3 separate regions of the Homo sapiens genome follow, and regions 1 and 3 are each linked to region 2. Evidence: chromatin contacts called from ENCODE Hi-C or POLR2A ChIA-PET data. All regions are on one chromosome and are shown on one strand. Each heading gives the region's core, a stretch centred on a gene start or an enhancer-like site at or near the end of the contact. The rest is flanking DNA. Distances are from core to core; before and after follow the strand shown. Region 1 holds the start of ATP5F1A (ATP synthase F1 subunit alpha). Region 2 overlaps LOC105372093 (a long non-coding RNA gene). Region 3 holds the start of PSTPIP2 (proline-serine-threonine phosphatase interacting protein 2).

The links. A loop is a pair of places that touch in the nucleus more often than their neighbours do. ChIA-PET counts read pairs that join two places held with the same protein, here RNA polymerase II (POLR2A). Pooled maps may share reads with other maps.
Region 1: a loop to region 2 is called in a map with no recorded cell type, with 5 times the contacts of the local background. The contact joins the promoter of ATP5F1A here to the enhancer-like site in region 2. A Hi-C loop is called at or near these places in 1 of 37 single-sample maps with no recorded cell type and 4 of 50 pooled maps. POLR2A ChIA-PET finds 5 or more read pairs at or near these places in 1 of 52 experiments (WTC11).
Region 3: a loop to region 2 is called in a map with no recorded cell type, with 10 times the contacts of the local background. The contact joins the promoter of PSTPIP2 here to the enhancer-like site in region 2. A Hi-C loop is called at or near these places in 2 of 37 single-sample maps with no recorded cell type and 5 of 50 pooled maps. POLR2A ChIA-PET finds 5 or more read pairs at or near these places in 1 of 52 experiments (naive thymus-derived CD8-positive, alpha-beta T cell).

What each region holds. Positions count from the first base shown.
Region 1 is chr18:46,096,970-46,099,894 of GRCh38, reverse strand. It overlaps ATP5F1A (ATP synthase F1 subunit alpha), which reads left to right and starts at 1,599. Exons shown (of 12, transcript NM_004046.6): 1 at 1,599-1,723. The coding sequence starts at 1,664. RefSeq lists enhancers at 1,934-2,083, 1,000-2,199, 2,174-2,233.
Region 2 is chr18:45,774,076-45,777,008 of GRCh38, reverse strand. All of the region lies in intron 3 of LOC105372093 (a long non-coding RNA gene), which reads left to right. Among named protein-coding and RNA genes, the nearest start is that of SIGLEC15, 50 kb to the left of the region's middle. Within about 2 kb of position 1,673, at least 24 of the 41 ENCODE cell types and tissues checked have a DNase peak (open chromatin) inside an H3K27ac peak, as active enhancers do.
Region 3 is chr18:46,070,306-46,073,568 of GRCh38, reverse strand. PSTPIP2 (proline-serine-threonine phosphatase interacting protein 2) reads left to right here and starts at 1,309. Exons shown (of 15, transcript NM_024430.4): 1 at 1,309-1,413. The coding sequence starts at 1,381. RefSeq lists silencers at 1,014-1,173, 1,304-1,353, 1,394-1,773 and enhancers at 903-1,404, 2,624-2,683, 2,724-2,823.

The DNA.
Region 1 (2,925 bases), core at 350-2,849, 320 kb before region 2:
TAGGATACTAGAGAAAAGGATGGCTAATCACGTGTTTACAAGCCATGTTTCAGGAGATGACCCTTGTAGCCCGGATATTTATTTGCCTCACCAAAATTCAGGTTCTAGGTGTAAGCCAGGATTTGGGGGATGGAACTGAAAATGCTTCTCCAAACGGTGAAAAGCGGGCCCAGCGCAGAGGCTGAGGAGGAAGGATCACTTGAAGCCAGGAGTTCGAGACCAGCCTGGGCAACATAGAGAGACCTCCCCCCACGCCCTGCCCACCACCGCCGTCTTTACAAAAAAATTAGCCAGGCATGGTGGTGGGACCACAGGGGCACAGGCTGAGGTCAGAGGATTGCTCCAGCCCAGGAGTTCCAGGCTGCAATGAATGGTGATAAACCCACTGCACTCTTTCCTGGGCAACAGAGTGAGACCCTGTCTTAAATAAAATAAAATAAATAAATAAAAAAAAAAGAAAAGTGAAGGCAACGTTAATAAGTGTCCACTATGACATAATAATAACCAGCATCACACACACACACAAATCTTGCATATATCACAAAAATCTCAGTATGGTAATTCTGTGGAGAAAAAAAAAAAGCCCATCCAGGTAAGCATAGAAAGTGTTTTTTCATCATCTCCCTTTGACTCCAAATGAAGAAGCAGAGTTCCCAATAGCATGAACTAGATGTTGGCAGAGGAAAAAGCGAGTCCTCGTCCTATCCTGGTGTAAACTTCTGATTCTGGACAATTCTCAGTAGGATTGGCAATGACTCTTCTAGGCCTCCTTGTGATTGTTGATATATTTTTTTTAATTTAAAGTTCCGGAATACATGTCCAGGACGTGCAGGTTTGTTACACAGGTAAATGTGTGCCATGGTGGTTTGCTGTAACTATCATCCCATCACCTAGGTATTAAGCTCCGCATGTATTAGCTATTTATCTTGATGCTCCCCTCCCCCGGTTATCAGGATTTTTAAACAGTTTGCTCTAATTCACTGACAGGATTCTTTTAGAATGAATCTAAAAAAGCTGGGAATCTTTAACCTGAGCGCAGATCGGATCACGTGGAACGGTGCTGGTGTTTGTTAAAAATTCAGATTGCCCCGAATTTTCGACTCAGAGGGTCTGAAGTGGGGCTAAGATCTGCAGATTAACGGGCTCCGTGGGAGGCTCCCTGCTGGTGGCCAGTCCCGGGGTTTAGCTGTTCACTGTTGCTACTCGTGCTAAACCACGGTCTAACACTACCGACACTATTAATCGCCCTGGTCCTCAAGACAGCCGCGACCCCAGACGGGTGAGGCCCTCATCCTCTAGCACCAGATGGGGCCTGGGAACTGCTGCTTAGCAGATTCAGCTACCCACGTGGTCACCCGGGGCAACCACAAGGTCGACTCAAAAGACCAAAATAAATGTATAACGAATGCCAGGACCAAAGCCGGAATATATCTAATCATTCATTTTGAGGTTTAAACTTAAAAATGTTACATAAAAAAATAAGTAACCTGCCAAAAAATGCAGAGTGGCGGCGGGGGCGGGGGGAGAGGTGGTGAACGCGAGGGGCAGTACTTCCGGGTCAGGTGGGCCGGCTGTCTTGACCTTCTTTGCGGCTCGGCCATTTTGTCCCAGTCAGTCCGGAGGCTGCGGCTGCAGAAGTACCGCCTGCGGAGTAACTGCAAAGATGCTGTCCGTGCGCGTTGCTGCGGCCGTGGTCCGCGCCCTTCCTCGGCGGGCCGGACTGGTGAGCACCGAAGGCCGGCATGATGCAGGCGGCCGGGTGGGGCTGCAGGGTGGTGGTGCGCCGGCTCGGGCGCTCTCTGCAGGAGGGCGAGGGGCTGTGGCGAATGCCGCCATCTTGCACCCGTGGCTTCTCCGGCTGGACAGAGCAGGCGACACAGGTGCCCTTTTGCTCGTCACCTGCGCAGAGGCAGAATGGTACAGGGCAGACAGTTAACTCGATGGTGTCCAGAGACAGGGCCTCAAGATTCCTGTCTTCGGCTGACAGCGGCCCTAGAAGGGGGATCTTGGGTGAAGGTCAGGGCTTGGGCGCTAGCTCTCCGAGGCCTGTTCTGAATCGGTGAGGTTCCTCTCTTTCGATTCTTAGGGTCGCGTCCCGCTGAAGGTCAGAAAACTGCTGTCAGCTCTTGTTGAAGCTAGTCAGTGGAGTCTGACATTGTGTGAAGGTCAGCAGGCCCAGCATTTCACCTCTGCCTGGAGCTCAGTTTAGAGGAAAGGAATAAATGAAGGTGGTTTTTGGAATACTTACGTAGGCTTTCTCTTAGTGCTGAATACGAAACGACCGTGAAAACGTCCTGCAGGTGCAAAGAACCATTTCATGTGGCCAGCACTGTGACAACAGTGAAGCTGGTTTCTAAATTGTCTCTCCGGCAGAGTGTGTGCTTTGTGGCACTTGGACGTGTTTAAAGAATTTGTCCTTGAGTTTTCCACCTGGTTTTGAGTAATTTTTAGTGATGGAGAATTCAAGTAAAAGAGAACAAGGTTGGAAAATGGCTGTAAGGATTAATACCCTTCGTTATTTGTTTCCCTTGAAATTAACATGATTTCAGTGTAAACGCATTGACACTGACACTTTTTTTTTGTTCTAAAAGTAATCTCAATTTGAAAGGTGAAATAAACATGTTGGCTGTTTTGCTGCCTTAACAACCGCTGGTAGCATCTTGGGTTTCTGTTAACAAAAAAGCATTTTTAACGGTTTTCATCTAGCTCCTATGGAAGGTAGAGGCTTCAGAATTGACAGTGACCAGTCGCAGTATTACAACTTGAAGGAGAAACTGAAGGAAGTTCCAGGTGGCTGCAGGATTTGTTGAGAGAGTAAAATAAGTCCACATGCCACAACTCTTGGTTTCTAATCTAACTCTAGCATTTATTCAGTTTTTGTTTGCTTGTTTTTTTTTTTTTTTTTTTTTTTTGAGATGGTGTCTC
Region 2 (2,933 bases), core at 424-2,923:
AATCCCAGCTACTCGGGAGGCTGAGGCAGGAGAATCACTTGAACCTGGGAGGTGGAGGTTGCAGTGAGCCGAGATCGGGCCTGGGTGACAAGAGTGAAACTCCGTCTCAAAAAAAAAAAAAAATTACTAACAGTAATAAGCATTGATCAAATCATTGGGGTAACACGAAGAGCTTTAAATTATCAATGATTAGAGATCAAAAAGAACCAGAAAGCCACTATCTGAGCCCTCAGTTGACAAAAGGATTCAATTCATCCATTCATTCACTCATGCATTGATGATTACTGTAGTGGCTAACATTGTGTCAGACACTGAACGTGCAGAAGTACAAGTTTCTGCTCACACCTCGCTCAGTCTGGTGGGTGACCTGATAAAGGTGGTAAATGGATATAACATTTACAAGGTGCTACAACAACACAGAAGGGAGACACCTGACCTTGGGAGGTGTGAGATGGCCTTCCTGGAAGAGATAATCACAAAACAAGTCTTACAGGACAAATAGGAGATAGTAATGGAAGAAAAAGGCTATGTCAGGAAGAGCAGCATATGTAAGCCTGGGTTTCAAAGAGGAAATCTCTTTAGAGAAAGTTTTATCAGTTTTATGTAGATGAGAAAGACTGTTGCCTTAAGAGACTGGACAGTTACATGAGGACCACATCAGTGAGGGCCTTGTATGGCCTCATGAACCACATTAAAAAGTATCAGCTCTCTTCTGTGCAAGGGACTCGCCAGATCATTTAGTCCAGTTTGTCACCAAATGACAGCATGAATCAGAAACACTTGGAGGGCTGTTGAAAGACATTCCTGGGCTCTCCGCTGAGTCCCTCATTCAGTAGATCTAGGACTGGCCTATAGTTTTCATTTCTAACGAGGTCCCAGCTGATGCTGATGTTGCTGGTCTGGGGACCAATTTGAGAACCACTTCTCTAGTCCAGCCTTTTCTTTCAGATAAACCACTGAGCACTAGAGGTGAAATTCATTAACGAAAGTCGTCAGCTCAAATAGGGCAAACTAACCGAGCAACCAGAGCTGATATCCGCCTTCCCCTAAACCCTTCGCAGTGGAGCTGTCCCTTCCAGGATCATCAGTAGCCTTACCTCCCTCCCTCCCCTTCAAGAATCCCACCCCTTCAGTGCTCTGCTTTTAGCGTCTGTAAGGGAAGGAAATTGGTTGCACCAACTTATGTTAGGATTTACTTTTAAAGAAGGTCCTTAGGAAAGGCAGCGTTTTAACCTAAGGGAGTGCATTTTCAAGAGTGGATTTTCAGGCAGGGAGCGCAGCAGGCGTTTCCCGACATGCCCGTGAGCAAGACTCGATCACGGCCCAGAAACCCTGCTTTGCAGAGGTGACCACCCCGGCCCGCCCGGAAGAACCGGGCCCGAGCTGCCGCGCCGCCACGGTGACTCGGCCATAAGACCCGCCAGACGGGTAAGGTTCCTGGTCTGAGGCTGCCCCTTCGGCTTTGCACAGCTTCCTCGTGCCGCCGCGCCCCGCCGCTGATTCCACGCTGCGAAGCGTGGGCCCAAGCACTGCGGCACTTGAGTCATAGCTTCATAAGCGACTTTCCTGAGAATGCTAGGGCTTGGGGTGATATTACGGACGGTAGCGTAACGTCCCTTCGGAAGGAACCCAGCTTCCAGCAGCCCAGTGCGCCGCCCTTCTCCTTCCCCCCATTTCTTCCCGCCCAGCCAAGAGTGTCAGGCAAACCCTTCCCGGCTGCCGGCAACCCAACAGTTCCGCCTTCTTCAGGGTTCTCAAGCTCAGAGTCTTCCAACCTTCCAAATACAGCATTCTGCCCAGGAGGTATTTCTTAAGGTTGTTGAATTCTCTGAGTCTTGAAGCTTGTAGGTCATCCCCTGTGTCTGTCTTGTTCTCTGCAGTTTAAGACAGGCTTAATAATAGCAACTAATTTTATTATTATTATTAACAGCTGCCTGAACAATGTCATGCCCTGTCTCTTTAATTGATTCAGTATATTGCTCATGGGTCTTCCATCTACATTGTCCTTCATTAGGCATGTGGGGCATTCAAACATGGACAGCACACACTTTCTGCACTCCAGGAACTTAAATATAATGTTGGGAAAACAAATACCACAGGAAGAGTTAACATACCATTCTCCAGCATTTTAGGTAGGAATGATACACACATGTTACCATCTGTGAATGGTAGAAGAAAGTCACCTGAGTGGGCAGTGGAGGCTTCAGAAAGGAGGTGGGGCTTGAAGTGTACTTTGGTGGGCTAGGTAGCTATTAGTTGGGTGGACAGGAGAAGAGGGGTCCTTTCCACATTGGAAGTGGAGTAGGAGGGAAGTGAGGTGAGGAATGACATGACCAAGGTTGGGGATGGGAAGACTGACATAGGTGGGAGGTGTATGTTGACATGTGAACCTTCATCTCCAAGAGATACAGTCCTATCTTTGTATTTTGGGTGACCATCAGCCTTAGTAATGCAACAAGATGTGACACTCCCCTCCCTATCTGGCCCCACCTGAGACCTAAGACAAAGACTGAGTAACACAGTCCTGTGGGCTCTGGCTTTTATGCCTCCCTCAAAGCCACTGGGAAATGGCACATACCTTTGGCAGGCACATGAGGTCCAAACAGAGAAACAGGAAGCTGTCTGGGTTTTATGGGCAGCCACATAATAGAAGAGTGATGTTTGTCTTCTAGGGTGATGTTTATGATTAAGAAGACCTGTTTAAACATGGTTAGTGGGTTATTCAAACCCCATTTAGGGAGAGCTAAAGGAAACCTTAGTTTCTATGGGTTCTTAGTTAATAATCAGAGCAGGGCTGGAAGAGAAGGACAGGATGTGGTGAGCAGAGGGGAAGAGAGAGGATTCCCAGGGGAAGACTAAAGTTGATAAGACACTCTGAACATTACTTCATATACTAAGGCTTTATTTATTCTAACAGACCTTTTCTCCTTGAA
Region 3 (3,263 bases), core at 60-2,559, 300 kb before region 2:
GTAAATGGATGCATCCCTTGGAGATGCTTGGTGGCTGGAGGCCACCTCTCCATCTTTGCAGTTGTGGATGACTTTATTGGTGGGAGTTCATCTGAGTGGGGCTGGCTGCAGTTTTATGGAGCAGAACTTGTTCCAGGTGCTTCACATAATTCTAGCAATTGCCCTTTCACTGTGTCTGGGTGTAGCTAGAACCTGCTCCAGGGGTGAGTGCTTGCTTCTCCAGGCTGGGCTGGTGCCAGTCTTGGCAACCTTGACCTTTATCCTCCCCACTTTGAGCACCTATTCCTCTGCCCAGGATGGATCTGCCCCAGGAAGGATGTCTGTCTTTGCATCTATTTAGAAGGGCAGAGCTCTAACCTTGAGCTCTTCATCCCTTAAATAAACTGTGATCTTGGGCAAGCCATTCAACCCCTCTGGGCCTCAGGTTGGGCTTCGGGCCTGTCGCACCAGGCAGTACTTTGTCATAAGCCCTGCATTACTATTAAAAGTCATGGCAAAAACCGCAATTACTTTTGTACCAATCTACTACAATGCAGAGAGGGGTCTGACCTGCCCTGGGGTTTTATTTGTGAGGGTGGAAGAGTGGAGGGAGAAGAAGGAATCTTGGGCCCCTCTTGCTGGGGTGGAATGGGCAGGGAAGGGTCTTGCCTTTTGAGAATGGAAAGGGAGTCAGAGAGCGGCTGAGCTCCTGGAAGCCCTGTTAGGACACCACCAAGTGACTAGAGTCAAGGGGAAACAGCAGAGATGACCTCTCCATGACATTTTAGACTAAAACGTGACCCCATTCATTAAAAACACCTGCAACAACAAAAAGTAAAATAAAAAATGAACCGTCCCCCAGGGCCTGATCTGCAGCAGGTGCCGGTGGGGCCCGCCGTGAAGCCAAGGCGTCTGCGGGAGTTGTCGGCCCCAGGCCTTCTGTAGCTTAAACCGGGTCCTCGCGACCATCTGATCAGATCCCGTCTATCACCCCGCAGAGCCTGGATTTCGTGCTGTCCAGGGGGCCTTGTGGGCAGGAACCCAAGCCAGGACCAGTTATTTCCAATACCCAAAGACTTCCAGAAGGAGGCAGCTAGCTTCGGGCTGATATATTGATCGTGGCCCGACGCTGTGGGGCTTTAAATGGGCCTGGGTCCGGGTGCGGGCTGCAGCCCCTGGCCGGGTGAGCGCCGAGGGTCCCGCCCAGGTCTCGCGCAGGGAGCGCAGAGCGCCGACGGCGGCCGTCGCAATCGGGAGTGGTTTAGGACCCGGGGGCGGCTTCCCTGCGCGAGTGTGGAACGCAGAAGTTGAGTCTGCGGAGCCGCGGGCAGTGGCAGTCAGGCCTCCCCGCTCTGTGCTACCTGCGGCCCGGCTCTCCTCCGCGCCCCCACTCGCGCTGCGATGACGCGCTCACTGTTCAAGGGAAACTTTTGGGTAAGTCGTGGGGCCGACAGCGGATCGCGGGGCTCAGGACCCGGCCCGGGCGGGAGGCCAACGCGGCGGGCGTGGGGGGCTCCCCAGCTCCGGCGCCACTCGGTGACCGCGCGCCCGGGGGCTTGGCGGAGCTCGCGCGTGAAGGGATCGGGGCCCCAGCCCCACTGCTCGAGGGGCAGACTTGGAGCGGACGCCGGGCTGCTGTTCCCTCTCTGTCCCCCGCTACCCACCGCGTGCCCGCGAGTCCCGGGGGCTCGGACTCCAGGGCCCACCCTCTGCCGCCCGCGCCCCCAGCAGCGCGTGCTCCTGAGGACGCAGAGAGCCGAGACACCTTAGAGTCAGGACATCAACCCCTCCTCTCACAGGCGAAGCAGAGACCCTTAGGGAGGCGAGACCCGTCCGGGGAGAGTCTCTGCCGGTCCCTGGAGCTGAGCCGTGAGAGGATCTGGGGGGATCTGGTGTGGGGGCTTGTGAGCTTTACCGGGTTGACAGCAGCAGCTGCCCCCCGGGATCGTCCTTTCCAGGAAACGTACAGCATAGAGGGCTTCCCTTTGCTGGAGCTTTCCCTGTTCTACAGCCTTGTTTCCCGAGCCCCCTCCCCAGGCCATTGCCCCAGCCCTTCCGTCCAGGCCCCATAGCGGGGCTGATGGTGTGGGAGACCCTATAAGCTGGAGGGGGTACCCCACCCAGCCCGGTAGGGCCAGCCCAGCCTGGAGGGAGCAGGTCTGCCTGTCCCCCTCCTCTGTCTAGTCCTCTTCCCTCTGTCCTCTCACTCCCCAGGTGCCCCTCAAGGTCCATGCCCCCTCATTCAGAGGAGCTGTCCTCATCCCTTTAAGACAGGAGCAGGAGGCTGCAAACCTCAAAGTTGACCGCAGCTGCCAAGGGGCCCTGACTCCTTACTGGGGCTCCTGCTTGCCTCCCCCCACCACCCACCCAGGTAGCTTCACAGCTGCCTAGATGGTCCCTCTACCCCACGTGGGCTGCAGGGTAGAGAAACCTGGCTGGGGACCTCAGGGACACAGTTGAGACTGTGCCTGTGAGTCCCTTCACTGGAGTTTGTGAGGTCCTTCTGGGGCACTACTCACCCTAGGGTGCAGGGTGGTGGCAGCCTCACAGAGGAACCAAGGGCACCACAGATGGCTCTCACGGGAGGCTTGCGAGTTTTTCAGGTAGAATGGAGGACTGGGGGATCCCATGGCAGGCACTGTGGGAAAAAGGCTCTGTATAATACAAACTGGAGAATGAGATGTGGGCCCCAGAAATAAGGAAGTCAGCAGAGGAACTGGTTCGTGGAGACATAAGGAGAAGGAGGCAGACGTGATACTAACAGTATTTAGTTCAGGCACAGTGGCTCATGCCTGTGATCCCAGCACGTTGGGAGGCCGAGGTAGGAGGATTGCTTGAGGCCAGGAGTTCGAGACCACCCTGGGCAACATAGTGAGACTCTGTCTGTCTCTACAAAAAAATCTTAAAAATTAGCTGGGCATGGTGGTGCATGCCTGTAGATATAGTTACTTGGGAGGCTGAGGCAAGAGGATTGCTTGAGGCCAGGAGTTTGAGGTTGCAGTGAGCTATGATCACATCACTGCACTCCAGCCTGGACGACAGAGTGATTTGTGTTTGTCTCAAAAACGAACAAACAAACAAACCCAACCAAACAACACAATCCTCAGTATTTAGCCACAGTTTTAGCACTGGCAAGGCTAAGGCCAGGCGGGCGCTAAGCCCCTCCCCACCAGCCTCCACCCCTCAGCCCCATGCCAGGGATGCTGGATACGGGGAGGTCTTAGCGGAGAGGGTGACAGGGTGAAGACAGGGTTCCAGGCCACAGAGTTTGCAGTATTTTAATA